Linked DNA regions of Homo sapiens: regions 2, 3, 4 and 5 are each linked to region 1. A link is a contact called in ENCODE Hi-C or POLR2A ChIA-PET data. All regions are on one chromosome and are shown on one strand. The core of a region is the stretch at or near the end of the contact, and the rest is flanking DNA. Distances in the headings are between cores, read along the strand shown. Region 1 holds the start of LINC00398 (long intergenic non-protein coding RNA 398). Region 2 overlaps LOC124903145 (a long non-coding RNA gene). Region 3 holds the start of LINC00426 (long intergenic non-protein coding RNA 426). Region 4 has its middle 22 kb from the start of LINC00426. Region 5 holds the start of UBE2L5 (ubiquitin conjugating enzyme E2 L5).

What was found. Hi-C counts contacts between places; a loop is a spot of excess contacts on that map. ChIA-PET counts read pairs that join two places held with the same protein, here RNA polymerase II (POLR2A). Pooled maps may share reads with other maps.
Region 2: a loop to region 1 is called in a pooled map, with 5 times the contacts of the local background. The contact joins the enhancer-like site here to the promoter of LINC00398 in region 1. A Hi-C loop is called at or near these places in 2 of 168 maps with a recorded cell type or tissue (HCT116 and prostate gland), 3 of 37 single-sample maps with no recorded cell type and 9 of 50 pooled maps. POLR2A ChIA-PET finds 5 or more read pairs at or near these places in 1 of 52 experiments (naive thymus-derived CD4-positive, alpha-beta T cell).
Region 3: a map of naive thymus-derived CD4-positive, alpha-beta T cell shows a loop between it and region 1 (20-fold over the local background). The contact joins the promoter of LINC00426 here to the promoter of LINC00398 in region 1. A Hi-C loop is called at or near these places in 1 of 168 maps with a recorded cell type or tissue (naive thymus-derived CD4-positive, alpha-beta T cell), 4 of 37 single-sample maps with no recorded cell type and 7 of 50 pooled maps.
Region 4: a map of ascending aorta shows a loop between it and region 1 (4-fold over the local background). The contact joins the enhancer-like site here to the promoter of LINC00398 in region 1. A Hi-C loop is called at or near these places in 20 of 168 maps with a recorded cell type or tissue (CD4-positive, alpha-beta T cell, CD4-positive, alpha-beta memory T cell, MCF 10A and 15 more), 14 of 37 single-sample maps with no recorded cell type and 34 of 50 pooled maps. POLR2A ChIA-PET finds 5 or more read pairs at or near these places in 2 of 52 experiments (HepG2 and activated T-cell).
Region 5: a map of gastrocnemius medialis shows a loop between it and region 1 (5-fold over the local background). The contact joins the promoter of UBE2L5 here to the promoter of LINC00398 in region 1. A Hi-C loop is called at or near these places in 4 of 168 maps with a recorded cell type or tissue (A673, chondrocyte, dorsolateral prefrontal cortex and 1 more) and 11 of 50 pooled maps. POLR2A ChIA-PET finds 5 or more read pairs at or near these places in 1 of 52 experiments (CD8-positive, alpha-beta memory T cell).

Annotation. Positions count from the first base shown.
Region 1 is chr13:30,801,896-30,804,546 of GRCh38, forward strand. LINC00398 (long intergenic non-protein coding RNA 398) reads left to right here and starts at 1,311. Exons shown (of 2, transcript NR_047012.1): 1 at 1,311-1,697. RefSeq lists a silencer at 1,086-1,205.
Region 2 is chr13:30,333,836-30,336,486 of GRCh38, forward strand. The region is part of intron 1 of LOC124903145 (a long non-coding RNA gene); the gene reads left to right. Among named protein-coding and RNA genes, the nearest start is that of LINC00427, 15 kb to the left of the region's middle. Within about 2 kb of position 1,301, at least 2 of the 41 ENCODE cell types and tissues checked have a DNase peak (open chromatin) inside an H3K27ac peak, as active enhancers do.
Region 3 is chr13:30,372,605-30,375,255 of GRCh38, forward strand. LINC00426 (long intergenic non-protein coding RNA 426) reads right to left here and starts at 1,310. Exons shown (of 5, transcript NR_024464.2): 1 at 1,179-1,310.
Region 4 is chr13:30,394,286-30,396,936 of GRCh38, forward strand. No RefSeq gene overlaps it. Among named protein-coding and RNA genes, the nearest start is that of LINC00426, 22 kb to the left of the region's middle. Within about 2 kb of position 1,311, at least 40 of the 41 ENCODE cell types and tissues checked have a DNase peak (open chromatin) inside an H3K27ac peak, as active enhancers do; they include CD4-positive, alpha-beta T cell, ascending aorta, dorsolateral prefrontal cortex and 9 more, where a contact is called at or near this core.
Region 5 is chr13:30,421,148-30,423,798 of GRCh38, forward strand. It overlaps UBE2L5 (ubiquitin conjugating enzyme E2 L5), which reads left to right and starts at 1,346. Exons shown (of 4, transcript NM_001355247.2): 1 at 1,346-1,530. It overlaps LINC01058 (long intergenic non-protein coding RNA 1058), which reads right to left and starts at 1,097. Exons shown (of 2, transcript NR_125771.1): 1 at 1,070-1,097. RefSeq lists silencers at 399-578, 1,019-1,308.

The sequences.
Region 1 (2,651 bases), core at 61-2,560:
TTAGTAAGAGGCAAGGTCACCTGCAGTGTCTGGGGTAACAGACACCACATCTCTGCAAGCCCCAGCCTTCAGCCTGCCAGGTGGAGGGGCAGACTCCATCTGATCTCAGAAAATTTGAGAACCGTCCAGGCACAGTGGCTCACACCTTTAATTCCAGCACTTTGGGAGGCCAAGGCTGGTGAATCACTTGAGGTCAGGAGTTTGAGACGAGCCTGGCCAACATGGCGAAACCCCGTCTCCACTAAAAATACAAAAATTATCCGGGCATGGTGGCACGCACCTGTAGTCACAGCTTCTCGGAGGCTGAGGCAGGAGAATTGCTTGAATCCTGGAAGCGGAAGTTGCAGTGAACTGAAATCATACCACCGCACTCCAGCCTGTGTGACAGAAACAGACTCTGTCTCAAAAAAAAAAAAAAATTGAGAACCTTCCCAGGGCCCACCTACAGTTGACTCTTGAGTAATGAAGGCTTTAGGGGTGCCAATCCCCACACAGTTTAAAATCTATATACAACTTTTGACTCCCCCAAACTGAACTACTAATAGCCTACTGTTGACTGGAAGCCTTATTGATAACATAAATAGTCGATTCACACATATTTTGTATGTTAATGTATTATATACTATATTCTTACAATAAAGTAAGCTAAAGAAAAGAAATTGTTATTTAAAAAATCATAAGGAAGAGAAAGTATATCGACTACTCATTAAGTGGAAGTGGATCGCCATGAAGGCCTTCAGCCTTGTGGTCTTCTGAGTAGGCTGAGGAGGAGGAGGAAGAGGAGGGGTTGGTCCCGCTTCTCAGGGGTGGCAGAGGCAGAAGAAGGTCCACCTCTAACTGGACACACACAGTTCAAACCTGTGTTGTTCAAGGTCAACTGTACACGCCACCGAGACCAGAATGGGTGGTTTGATATTTGTCAGTGGCAACAATTCAATATTCTATCCTTTAGATGTTTTCTCACTCTGGTCACATTTAATGTGTTTAATTGATGCTGTGTGGAAGTTTCTTCACGTTAGAGGATAAATAAGCCATTCCCTTTGATAGGAGCCTGGGGCTTTCCCTGCGAGGAGGGCACTTTGGGAGCAGCCTTCTCATTAGAGGGCAATTAGCCGGGCTCCCGCACCCGGTGCCCTGAGCGGGGCTCCTGAGTAGGCAGGGCAGACGCGCCATCTAGTGGCAGCTCTCAGGACGTCCACACGCCTGCTCCTGCGGGCTCCCGCGCCCTGGGGTGGCAGGCACCGGCATGCTAGAGGTTAACGAGGAGGTTCCCTCCTTCCAGCGTGGATGAGCCTTTCCGTGAGGGTGACCGGAAAGGCGCCTGGGCTGGTGACGGTGTCAAGTGTAGGCAAGAAATACGGCTGATCAAGAAGCGACTTCACCTCCCTCGCACAACACTGAGTCCCTTTGCGGCAGGGGCCCTCCCCGCCGCGAACCCTACTTGGAACCTTGCGCCATGCGATGTCTCTCTCATTCTAGGCCACGGAAGCCCTGGGTCACCCTTTCAGCCTGGTTCTCTCCGGTGGTGCTGGCTTGTTTCTCCTGTCTGTTGGGGTCAGCTGCGTCCAGCCTCGGCTCCTGCAGGATTGCCCGGGCAACCCAGAGGAGATGGGCGGGCGTGGAGGTCCTCCCTGGATGACCCTTCCCACCATTTCAACATCATTAGGAATTTAACAGGCTTTTGCAAGAAGGCCCAGGTACGCATCCCCCCATTTATAGTAGGATTTCCAGGACAAAATGTATTCCACTCTCTAAACAACAAGCAACATGTATACAACCCATTCATAAGGTAAAGATTCCCTTGCCTACACCTAGCTTCTCCTGCCCAAGCATGGCCTTGTCGTTCTCTTCCCCAGGTCAAGTTCAGGACCTAGCAGCTGGGAATGCACATTTTCCAAGTTAAGAGTGGAAGAGTCCCAGCTTGGCTTAGATGGAGTCACATATAGGATTCAGGTTTGCCTTGGCAGGTCTGATGGACCTTGGTGAGGGTCCGCCAGCAGCTGTGCACAGCAGCTGCCCAGGGCCATGCAGCAGGCACCGCACTCCCCTTCCAGGAAGGATTCCAGGCCCAGCTACAAGGAGCGTGGCTACTGACAGCTGTCCACTCACAGCTCGTCAGACTAAGCTTCAGCTTTCAAAAAGGACTGTGCCCTCCTTGGGCTGGCCCAGGCCCACATAAGAGCAAGGCAGTGGCCCAAAGGCCTGGCATTTCTGCCCACCACGGGATTCCTCTCCTGGGTGGTCTGTGCTCCAGAGCTCTCTGTGGGGCTGGCTTACTTCTCCCCTGGCCCCTCCACAGGAGTTACTCAGCTATAGCCCCTCTGCACACATAACTCTATCTGGGAGCCTTTCCCGGAGGATGCAACCTAACTGGTTGGCTCATCCTATAGAAGCCAGTGTCCTTGACTTTTTCAGGTGATGAACCTCTTTTGAGAGGATGCTGATAACTGTAAGCATCTTCCCAGGATTTGCACATGTCCAGTGTTAGAGTGCAGGTCCCCCAAGGCCATCCCACGGGCCTTCACAGGGAGTCGGGTTGAGGACTTCTGACTGAAGGAGGTGGGGAGGAGGCGAAGTCGGGGAATGAGGAAGATGGGGCTGGGGGATAATAACAGGGCTTCCGGCAATGGAGAGGAGGGTTAATTCTCATT
Region 2 (2,651 bases), core at 51-2,550, 470 kb before region 1:
AGGCTCACACACTTGCATTTCATCAGTTCCATAGTAAATCCACCTCTGTCAGCCATGGGTATGGCTTGGTTAGCCCAGTGATTCTTCCTTTTTCAGCTTTTTCTTTTCTTTTTATTATGAACATTTCAAACATAACCAAAAGTTAGAGCGTTTAAGACAATGATCTTTTATGCGTCTGTCATCCAGCTTCCACAACCATGAGTCCTTGGCTAGCTAGTCTTAATTCATCTGTAATGAATTAACCAGCCATTCCCCTCCATCCATACTGTGTTATTTTAAAGCAAATCCCTAATATCATTTTATCTCTAAAATATTTCAGTATGCATCCTTAAAAGATAAGGACTCTTTCAAAAAACATATCACAATATCATTATGACACCTAAAAAAAAACATAATTTCTCAGTCAGGCCAGTGTTTAAAATATATATTAGATTGTCCAGGAGTGAATTGACTTGTAAACTGGACACTTTAGGAACTTATATTTGAAGAGGAGTGGAGATAGATAAGGTCAATGTCCGTTTTTAAATTTCTTTAATTGCCTCAAATATTTTTCTACAGTTTGTTCAGATCAGGAACCAAATAAAATATATATCACAACTGGTTGATATCTCTGTTAAACATCTTTTAATCTATGGGCTTGTCTTCCACATTTGTTAGATTCCTGGCAATGTATTTGTTGAGGAAACTGGGTCATTTTGTCCTGTAGGGTTTCCCACAGTCTGGTTCTTGCTAATTGCATTTCTGTGGTATCATTTAACATGTTCCTCTCCTTTATGTCCTGTAAATTGGTGGTTATATCTAGAAGCTTGATTGGATTCAGGGTTGATTTTTTGACAAATTCATCAAAGGTGTGTACTTCTATGAAGGCACAAGATAAATGGTTGCTTTTTTTTTTTTTTTCAGGTGAGTAGCCACTGCTGATCATTACTTTGACCCATTATTTCCCAATTTTTTTTTTTTTTAGATGTGAGTTCTGTCAGGCAGGGGCAGGGATTGCGTACATTGTAGGGTGCTCACCTGGCTGGCTCCCAAGGCACTGGACTGTCAGAGGATCAGGGGTAGGGACAGCATGGACAAAGGGGACAAGAAGCCAGACTTGTCCTAAATGAGTTCATAGCATGGTCGGAGACACAGGACGTAAACACGGGGAAATAACAAAGATATGTCATAAAGCCGTGCAAATAACTTAGGTAGCGATCCTTCTGGGAGCGCAGAGGACAAGAGAGCAATCCACTTGGGTAGTCGGGGAAGGACTTTAGCCCAGACACTGACTTTCTCCAACGAAACACAATATCGTGTCTGGATGCCCAGTTACCAGTTGGCGTCCACCCTGGGCTTCCTGTTGCAAAACATCCAATCGATTTCTCCTCCACTGTGCATGTTGGACCAAAGGCTGCACAGCCAAGATTCTGACTCCCTCCTGGTTACATGCCCCCTTGTGGTAAAACCACAAATTACAACAGATTTTCCAACCATGAAGATGGGGACAGCCATCAAACATTATCAGCAGGGTGGAGGTGTGGAAAGAAGAGCATCTGTAGCGGGTCCATTCTGTGTCCGGCACAGAGCTGGGCACATCTGTGTGTGTTAGCGCATTCTTACCTCCCAGAGCCCGGTAATCGACCAACATTTGTGGCCGATGCTACTAGGCACGGACCCAGTATCTGCATTCACCTTCTTCCTTTCTGACAAATCCCAATTTTGTTCACGGTGGCAAAGTGCCCCCTAATGCTTGTCTGATCAGACTGGTAGCTAAGATGCTGGCCAGGGGGTTCTAGCTGGAAGTTGGCTGGAGATTTCTGGGAATGGCTTTGCTTTCCTAGTATAGGAGCTTCCCCTTTTTCCCTTCCTGCCTGGAATGCAGAGTTAGGTGGGAGGTAGAGCAGCCATCGTGTGGCCACGAAGAGGCCAGTGTGAAGACAAAAGCTTCACTTCGAGAAAGCAGCAGGAAGAAAGAAGCAACCTGAGTCACAGATGTTCCCAGCACCCCCCAAAATGCCTACCTCTGGACTTCCTGAGAAGTGTGAGAAAAAGACCTTACTTGGGTCCACCACCGTAGTCAGCTTTCTATTATACACAGCATAAACAGAATCTGTCTGATCGTTATCATCATGGTAGTTCGACTGATGTACTAAGATATGGATGTTCAGGTCGCTTAAGAAACTCCCTCAACTGGCCGGGTGCGGGGCTCACGCCTGTAATCCCAGCATTTCAGGAGGTCGAGGCAGGTGGATCAACTGAGGTCAGGAGTTCGAGATCAGCCTGGCCAACATGGTGAACCGTCTCTACTAAAAATACAAAAAAGTAACCAGGCATGGTGGCATGCAACCGTAATCCCAGCTACTTGGCAGGCTGAGGCAGGAGAATCACTTGAGCCCAGGAGGCAGAGGCTGCAGTGAGTCAAGATCATGCCACTGCACTCCAGCCTGGGCAACAGAGTGAGACTCTGTCTCAAAAAAAAAAAAAAAAAAAAAATATATATATATATATATATAAAGAAATTTGTGTAAATATATATGTACGTGTGTGTGTGTGTGTGTGTGTGTGTATATATATATATATTTCCTCAAATTCACACCACCACAATAGGGCACAGCTGGGGCTCAACACCACTTCCCATCAGCTTCTTCACCACCACCCCTCCCCTGCCA
Region 3 (2,651 bases), core at 60-2,559, 430 kb before region 1:
TTCATTTGTAGCATAATAGTTACACCTGCTCCCTGGGGCTTTTTTGAGATTTCAGTCTTTGGTGTAAGACACACATACACACATGTGCACACACAATGGTAAGCATGCATGCTCTTCAGCTTCAACCCTCAGTGCGCAGTAAAATAAAAAATATAGTTGAATCATCTGTCTCAGCCCCAGCTAGAGCCCACGTCTTCCAACATGAATTTTAAAATACCTTTTTGCCTTTTAAAATATGCTGTAGAGGCCGGGCGCGGTGGCTCACGCCTGTAATCCCAGCACTTTGGGAGGTCAAGGCAGGCAGATCACGAGGTCAGGAGATGGAGACCATCCTGGCTAACAAGGTGAAACCCCGTCTCTACTAAAAATACAAAAAAGATTAGCTGGGCGTGGTGGCAGGTGCCTGTTGTCCCAGCTACTCAGGAGGCTGAGGCAGGAGAATGGCGTGAACCCGGGAGGCGGAGCTTGCAGTGAGCCGAGATCGCGCCACTGCACTCCAGCCGGGGCAACAGAGCGAGATTCCATCTCAAAAAAAAAAAAAATGCTGTAGATGAGTTTTAGTTTATCCGGGTCCTTTGTAATTAATCTCTGCATTCATCATAATTGGAAGAAAAGCTCAAAGTAAGAAAATAGCTTTCCTCCAAGTTTATTGCAATCAGAGAAAAATACAATTTAAATGTTTTTGTTTCCCATTTCTGTTCCTTACATGCATTGTCTAGAGTGGTTCCTGGTCTATAAGCCAGTGGGTTGAGATACCTGACCAGACCACCTTTTCAACCCAGTTCTTTCTCCTCTTTGTATTTCTCCCATACAATACAGTATTGAATATTTCATAACCTATGGGTGTATGTTTTTGGCAATGTGGCTAAGTCAGGCAGCATTGAGGACTGTCCTGGTGACAGTCCGGTGCAGCCCTCACCCAGGCTCCCACATTCACACCCCTCCACTCTCCAGTGGGCTGTGTAAGTTAACGGCAAATAAATGGCCCAGAATGGCTTCCTGTTAGAGAAAAAAAGGGACAAAGACTTCTGCCCTTAAAACTCTGGTAACAAAAGTAATCTAGTGGAAATCAACATTACTAGGAATATCCTATGATTTTGGTGGTGTTGAGTTCAAAGACAGCATGGCCGAATTGTGACCATCCACCCAGTCACATGAGGCAAAAACCCAGGCCCTACCTGTGTCCTGACCTCCAGCTTCCTCCCCACGGCCAGTTGGTTAGAACGTGTAGGGAGTGTACCTCTCCCAGCCGTGGAATCCCCTCACCATCTTCACCCCTTCCCCACCTTCAAAGACTTTCATGGCCGAGTGTGGTCTGACCACACTTGATCCAAAGCCCTTCCTCTGAGCTCTCAGCTCCACGTCACAACCTCGTGACCACGTGCCTCTCACTGTCATGTGCTTAGATATGTGTGTGTGTGTCCACCTCACCACACACTGTGAGATCCTTGAGGGCACGTTGTCTCTTTCATTTCTGTGTCTCCAGTGCCTAAAATGGAAAGTGCTCACTTACTAAATAAATATACAATATAAAAAATAATTTTTATCCCTTGTCCCATTTGAGATGGAAAATGAGTAAAGTTTACAAGTATTAATATAGTCAGCATCCCACTAAGACCACACAGACACTGAGATGAGCAGAGGATGCTGAGGAGCAAATGCAAAATAAACTATGAGAACTGTGACAGCTTCCAGTGCTCTTCATTATAAATATCAGCAATTGCTAATATCCAATAACATGTCACACACTCTACATTAAATCATCACAAGTCTCTAAGGCAGGTGTTAGTTTTCTCTTTGTACAGCCCAAGAAGCTGAGACAAGAGTCACACAACCAGCCAATAGAGAGAAAAGATTCAAACCCGGAGACCTTCTGTCTCTAATCCCACCCTCCTCCCACTGTCTCCTGCTGCCTCTCTGTTTCAAAGCTTGGCTCTGAGACTATGAGCACTGCCAAAATTTTACAACAGTTTGCGTATGTCATGGTCTGCAAAAGCTGTGGATGGCACTGTGGTGGCAGCCTCAATAGAAGGCTGAGACTACTTACCAGAGGGAGGATTTCCTGAGCTCCGATCACACCTGCTCTTTGTTCTCTCTCTGTCTGTCTCTCTGTGTGTGTCTCTCTCTCTCTCTCTCTCTCTCTCTCTCTCTCTCTCTCTCTCTCTCAATACAGACAGGGTCTCACTCTATTGCTCATGCTGGAGTGCAGTGGCGTGATCATAGCTCACTGCAGCCTCAAAGTCCTGGGCTCAAGTGATCCTCCTGCTTCAGTCTCCTGAGTAGCTGGGACTACAGGCATGCACCACCAGGCCTGGCTAATTTATTTATTTTTATTTTAATTTTGTAGAGACAAGGTCTCGTCCCTTCCCCAGACTGATCTCGAACCCCTGGGCTCAGGAGATCCTCCCACCTCGGCCTCCCAAAGTGCTGGGATTACAGATGTGAGCCACCACTCCTGGCCCACACCTACTCTTTATCCTCAACCCACACCCCCAGGCTCAAACTCAAAAGGAAGGAGCAAACCCTAGAAGCTGCGTAAAACACACCTTGACCTAAAATGTGCTCATGACCAGGCAACTTGACTACATATTCTCCTCGACCTACGGTGGAGTGACATCCCTATAAAAGCCATTGTAAATTGAAAATATTGA
Region 4 (2,651 bases), core at 61-2,560, 410 kb before region 1:
CACTCTGTCACCCAGGCTAGAGTGCAGTGGCGCAATCTCAGCTCACTGCAACCTCTGCCACCCGGGTTTGAGCAATTATCTTGCCTCAGCCTCCCGAGTAGCTAGGATTACAGGCACACACCACCATGCCCAGATAATTTTTTTTGTATTTTTAGTAGAGATGGGGCTTCACCATGTTGGCCAGGCTGGTCTCGAACTCCTGATCTCAGCCTCCTAAAGTGCTGAGATTACAGGCGTATTTTAGCTTTTTGAAGAGGGTAGGATGGAGAAAAAGATGAAGAGGGAGAAAACCAAACTTCCTAACTAAATTTTGTGAAATAATTATATTTCAGTGACACAGTGAAATTCTTTGTATGGTTGTTCTTTCTGAAAAGAGCGAAATGAAATAGGATTGAGAATCCTGACTATACCAATAGATTTTCTTTTAAGGCTGCGTCTGTTCTGCAGTGTTTGGGTAAAGCACTTTCTGTGCATTGTGAAATAAAACACGCCTAGATTGTTAAAAAAAAAAAAAAAAGGCTGTCAATTTTCCGTTAAAGCCTTTTATCTGTACTTTACCCCTTCCCTCCAGCAGATTCTAAACTCTTCATTCACACCCACTATTGTCACTTCCACACTAAATTAAACAAACTCAGTTCGATCACTGCAGTTTTTGGAAGCACAAAGTAACACTATACAAGTTAGAGAAAGTGAAAGAACTTCTTTCTAAATTCAAACGGCTGAACAAGGAAACATTCAGGTAGGCAGAGTCCTTGCAGTTTCTGTTCTTACCACAGAAAAACTTAAAGAAGCCACATTCTGGATGTTGTTTTTCATGTTAACAAAAAGTCCAGACGGACCCCATAGCTCACAGTGCTTCTTCTCACCCCTCGCCCCTCCCCAAACTCCATCGACCCAGAAGCATTAATTTCATAAGGAAGAGAAAACTTGGCTTTCTACTAAATTCAGCTCTGAATTCAGCCCTCCATTTCCCAAGGGCTAGGACCCAGAGCCAAGTCAGCCCGCCCCTCCCTCTCGCTCCCAGACCTGAGCTGCGGATGCTGCAGCCCAGCACTCCTCCAGGTTTGGAAAAGGCGGCTACGCTGGGCAAGTTTGGAAAGTTCTGGGAGAAGAGCGAAAGGAGGGAGTGTGTGTTGGCTCTTTTCCTTTCCTTGGAAAGCACTTAACAAGAATGACACCCTACCCCCACATCAAATGCCTTCTCTTGCAGTCCTGGTTGTTTTATAAAAACTGAGTTCGTGTCTTTAATGCCAGGATTTTCTTCCTGGTAGTAAGCATTGGCTAATGATTGCCAGTCGGCTTCTGCGTCTGTGTGCCATGTGACCTGGACACGTGACTTGGAGCCGGCTGTGGTTGTTACTTGTATTTGAATAAGAAGATCAAGCTTATTATTGCAGTAAAAGCCTGTGGGACTTGTCTGTGCAACGTGATTCCCCAGGCGGGTTACACAACGCACCGTACAGCCTCGTCTTCCAGAGGCTCCAGTTGTTTCGTAAGGTAAAACAAACACGATTTTATATTTTCCAAAGTGAAAGTCCATTTTCCCCCTGGAAAGTGTCTGATGATCCTGGAAAAAGATGAAGCCTAGTTTCTCCAAACCCTGTTAGTCCCCTTGGTACAGTAAGGTAGAACTACTGCCCAGCACACAATTAGAGAAAAAAAAACAAATCCAGTCTCCTTTTCAAATAAAGATTTAGGATTGACGTTAGAGAAAAAAACATCCAGTCTCCTTTTCAAATAAAGATTTAGGATTGATGTTAGAGAAAAAAACAGATCCAGTCTCCTTTTCAAATAAAGATTTAGGATTGATGTTAGAGAAAAAAACAGATCCAGTCTCCTTTTCAAATAAAGATTTAGGATTGATGTTAGAGAAAAAAACAGATCCAGTCTCCTTTTCAAATAAAGATTTAGGATTGACGTTACCTTTTACTATTTCCCCTTCTCCCTTCCTAAAAAGTCTTCAAGATATGCTCTTATCTACCTATAAAGAATTTACACTAAAAATGACGTTTTTAAATTTAAAATTTAAATGGCACGTTCATTTTGCGATTTTTTTCCCTTAGATTTCTACAACATTAATAGTTAAATTTTTATTGTCCACATACCCTGTAAAAGAGACATCAGAAGGATTCATCTTTTTGTAGGTGAGAAGAGCTGGATGTTCCCTTCAGGTTAGGATGTATGCGTGCATATATATATGCAAATATATGCAGATTTACCCCAGGAGGGCTTTTCCACGACCAAGAAGGTGACATCTTTACCATGCATGTTTTAATACTTTCCCCACCCCAATGCTGAAGAAGCCCTGCTATAATTTGCTTTCTTCTGCCTCTAAGGGTGATGACTCAACTACAGAGGCAAGATCAGGGAGGAACAATAGCTTTGGTTATCTCTAATGAGCGATCCAATAACCATCAAACCAGTGAGTTCTCTCAGCCCAAGGCTGGCGCCTCTGTGTGGAACCGCAAAGGGCACTTTTCTTTCTTTCTTTTTTTTTTTTTTTTAACTTTTATTTTAGGTTCAGGGGTACATGTGCAGGTTTGTTACACCGGCAAACTCATGTCACAGGGGTTTGTTGTACAGATTATTTCGTCATGCAGGTACTAAGCCTAGGACCAATTAAACATTAACTCTCCATTTTCCATTCCCCT
Region 5 (2,651 bases), core at 96-2,595, 380 kb before region 1:
TGCACATGGCCCATACCCACATCTCCTCTACACGCGCCCTCGCTGAGGCGCGGGTCCTACTGAAGATCCGGATAGTGATCATCCTTTCTGGCAGCATAAGTCCCGCCCCCTTTCCTTCCCTGGGCTTCTGTTGTCCAGGCTACCTTGGCGTTATCAAAGCTACTTGATCTTTACAGCCACTTCCCTCTGCACAGGCATCCAAATAGGAAATTCCGCTCTCAAGGAACCTTCTACCCATCCACCTGCCACCAGCACGAACCTGCTGTCTTGTTCTCTGGCCTCTCTCCCTCAGTCCCCTTTTGCGCCCTCATTTTCCTGTCTAAAATGAAACGGACCGCTGCCCTTTTTATCTGTACTAAGTTTCAGGAGCAGAATCTTCGTTAAACTGAGCAGAGCAAGAGCGCGCTGCCCACAGGGCTGGGGCGGGCGCACGGGCCCTTATGTAAGGCCGGGCCTTCCCGGGGAAGAGCGAAGGCTCCGGGAAGGGAAGCACGGGCGGCGGGGCCCGGCCTCGAGGACCGCCCCCAGGGCGGGGAGTGGTGTGAGCCGCGGCGCCGCCAGCAAACTTTCCTCCTCCGAATTCTTGACCGAGAGCCTTGGAACCACATTCTGCCCAAATCTGTACACGCCGGAGCCAGGGAGCCGCCCGCCGCCCGGGGAGCGGAGTGGGGAAAGAGGGGGTGGAGAAGGGACCGGGGAGGAGGTGGGGGAGGGCGGAGGAGGTGGTAAGGAGAGGAGCGGGGGGGAGGAGGAGGAAGGGGAGGAGGGAGAGGTGGGGCGGGGAGGAGGGAGAGGTGGGGCGGGGAGGAGGGAGAGGTGGGTCGGGAAGGAGGGGGAAGTGGGAGACCGGGGATGTGGGAGGGGAGAGAAGGAGGAGGTGGGAGAGGGGAAAGCGGGGAAAGGGGAAGGTGGGGCGGGCGGAGGTGGGGGTAGAAAGTGGGGAAGAGCGGGGATGGCAAGTTCCGCGGGTGGCGAGCGGCCCCAGGGAGCGGCGGGGGGGCGAAGCAAGTTCCTTAGTTTCTCCCAAGCCAGCCCGGGAGCTGTTGGACGAGTGGGAGCGCCTGGCTACCTGCAAGTCTTCGGGTTTCGCGAGCGCCGCAGAGCTTTTCTGCAGCCGCTAAATAAATAAATAACTACGGACGCCCGCCCCGCCCCGCCCCGCCCCGCCCCTCCCAGCCCAGCCCAGCCCAGCCCAGCCCAGCCCAGCCCCGCCCAGCGCAGCTCCCTGGCCGCGGCGGCGGTGGTGGCAGCGGTGGTGGCGGCTGCGGCGCAGGCAGGGCTGGGCGCTTGGGGAGCTCCGCGCGCGGGGCACTTCCCCGTGACCGGCGGCCGCGCAGCTCAGGGAACTCCGCTCCGTGAGGCTTCCGGGAGAGGGAAAGCTGTTCTCCTTTGATGCTCTTTGGTTTTACAGTGGAAAACTACAATTAAAAAAACATAGCCGTGAAAATAAATGAGATTAGAACCTGCTGGCTTCACTTCCTGGAGGCTTTTTGTTGTGTCTTGAAACTAGGATCTTTGCGGGTCATCCCTGTAAGTGCCTTTTTAATCCATTCACAAGGATGCTTGTGAGTCTCTGCTGCGTTTAACATCGGTCAGCGGGTGACATTGCATTAATTTGCTCTGGTGATGATTTCTGCTTTGCTAGGTTAGCATTGCCTCGCTTGGTGACACGTAATAAATGCACACACGTTGCAAAAATTAGGACACAGAGGGAGAGGCACCTTTTTAACTCTGTCAAAAAATAGATAAGAAAATCTCTTCTAAAGCGGTGCCAATATCGGGAAAATGGTTTATTATTTAGACTGTGGAGATATTAAAAACCACAACAAAACCTAATTAATTATTCCATAGCCATTCTACATAAAGTAACATGATAAAATCATTAAATAATAGCAATGACAAAACTCAGTTTGTTGTTCTAAACTTACTGCTTTAGAATGTTGTTTATCATGTCATGTATAGTAAATCACATATCTAGTTTTTGTGCATGTGTGTCAGAGACAGACAGACATGGATAACTTCTGCTCTGAAACACAGCAGGTTTAAGGCTTCTATACAGAGAAGTTCCATCTGGAAAATCTCCAAATACAATTACAATAAAGCAGATACAATATGGAGTGTTATTAAACTGGAGGTTCTTCCCCCGGAGAGTTTACTCTATTTTCCTTTAAAATAAACTAGGGCCGGGTGTGGTGGCTCAACGCCTGTAATCCCAGCACTTTGGGAGGCTGAGGCAGGAGGATCATTTGAGTCCAGGAGTTCAAGAGCAGCCTGGGCAACATAGTGAAACTCCATCTCTAAAAAAATACAGTATTAGCTGGGTGTGGTGGTGCACACCTGTAGTTCCAGCTATTAGGGAGGCTGAGACAGGAGGATGGCATGAGCCTGGGAAGTGAAGGTTGTAGTGAGCCAAGATAGCACCACTGCACTACAGCCAGACCTTGTCTCAAAAAAATAAAATAAACTGAAAGGCCGGGGAATCATATATTTAAAATTGGCCAGTGCTCATTAAAGATCACTCAAAAACCAGAATGAGGCATCCTTACGGTGGGAAGGTAGGGTAATAGAAAGATGCAATTCCAGTTCACAAAAATTTGGCCTTCAGGCCACATCTGATACACTTGCATAAAATTGAAAGACGATGCAATGCA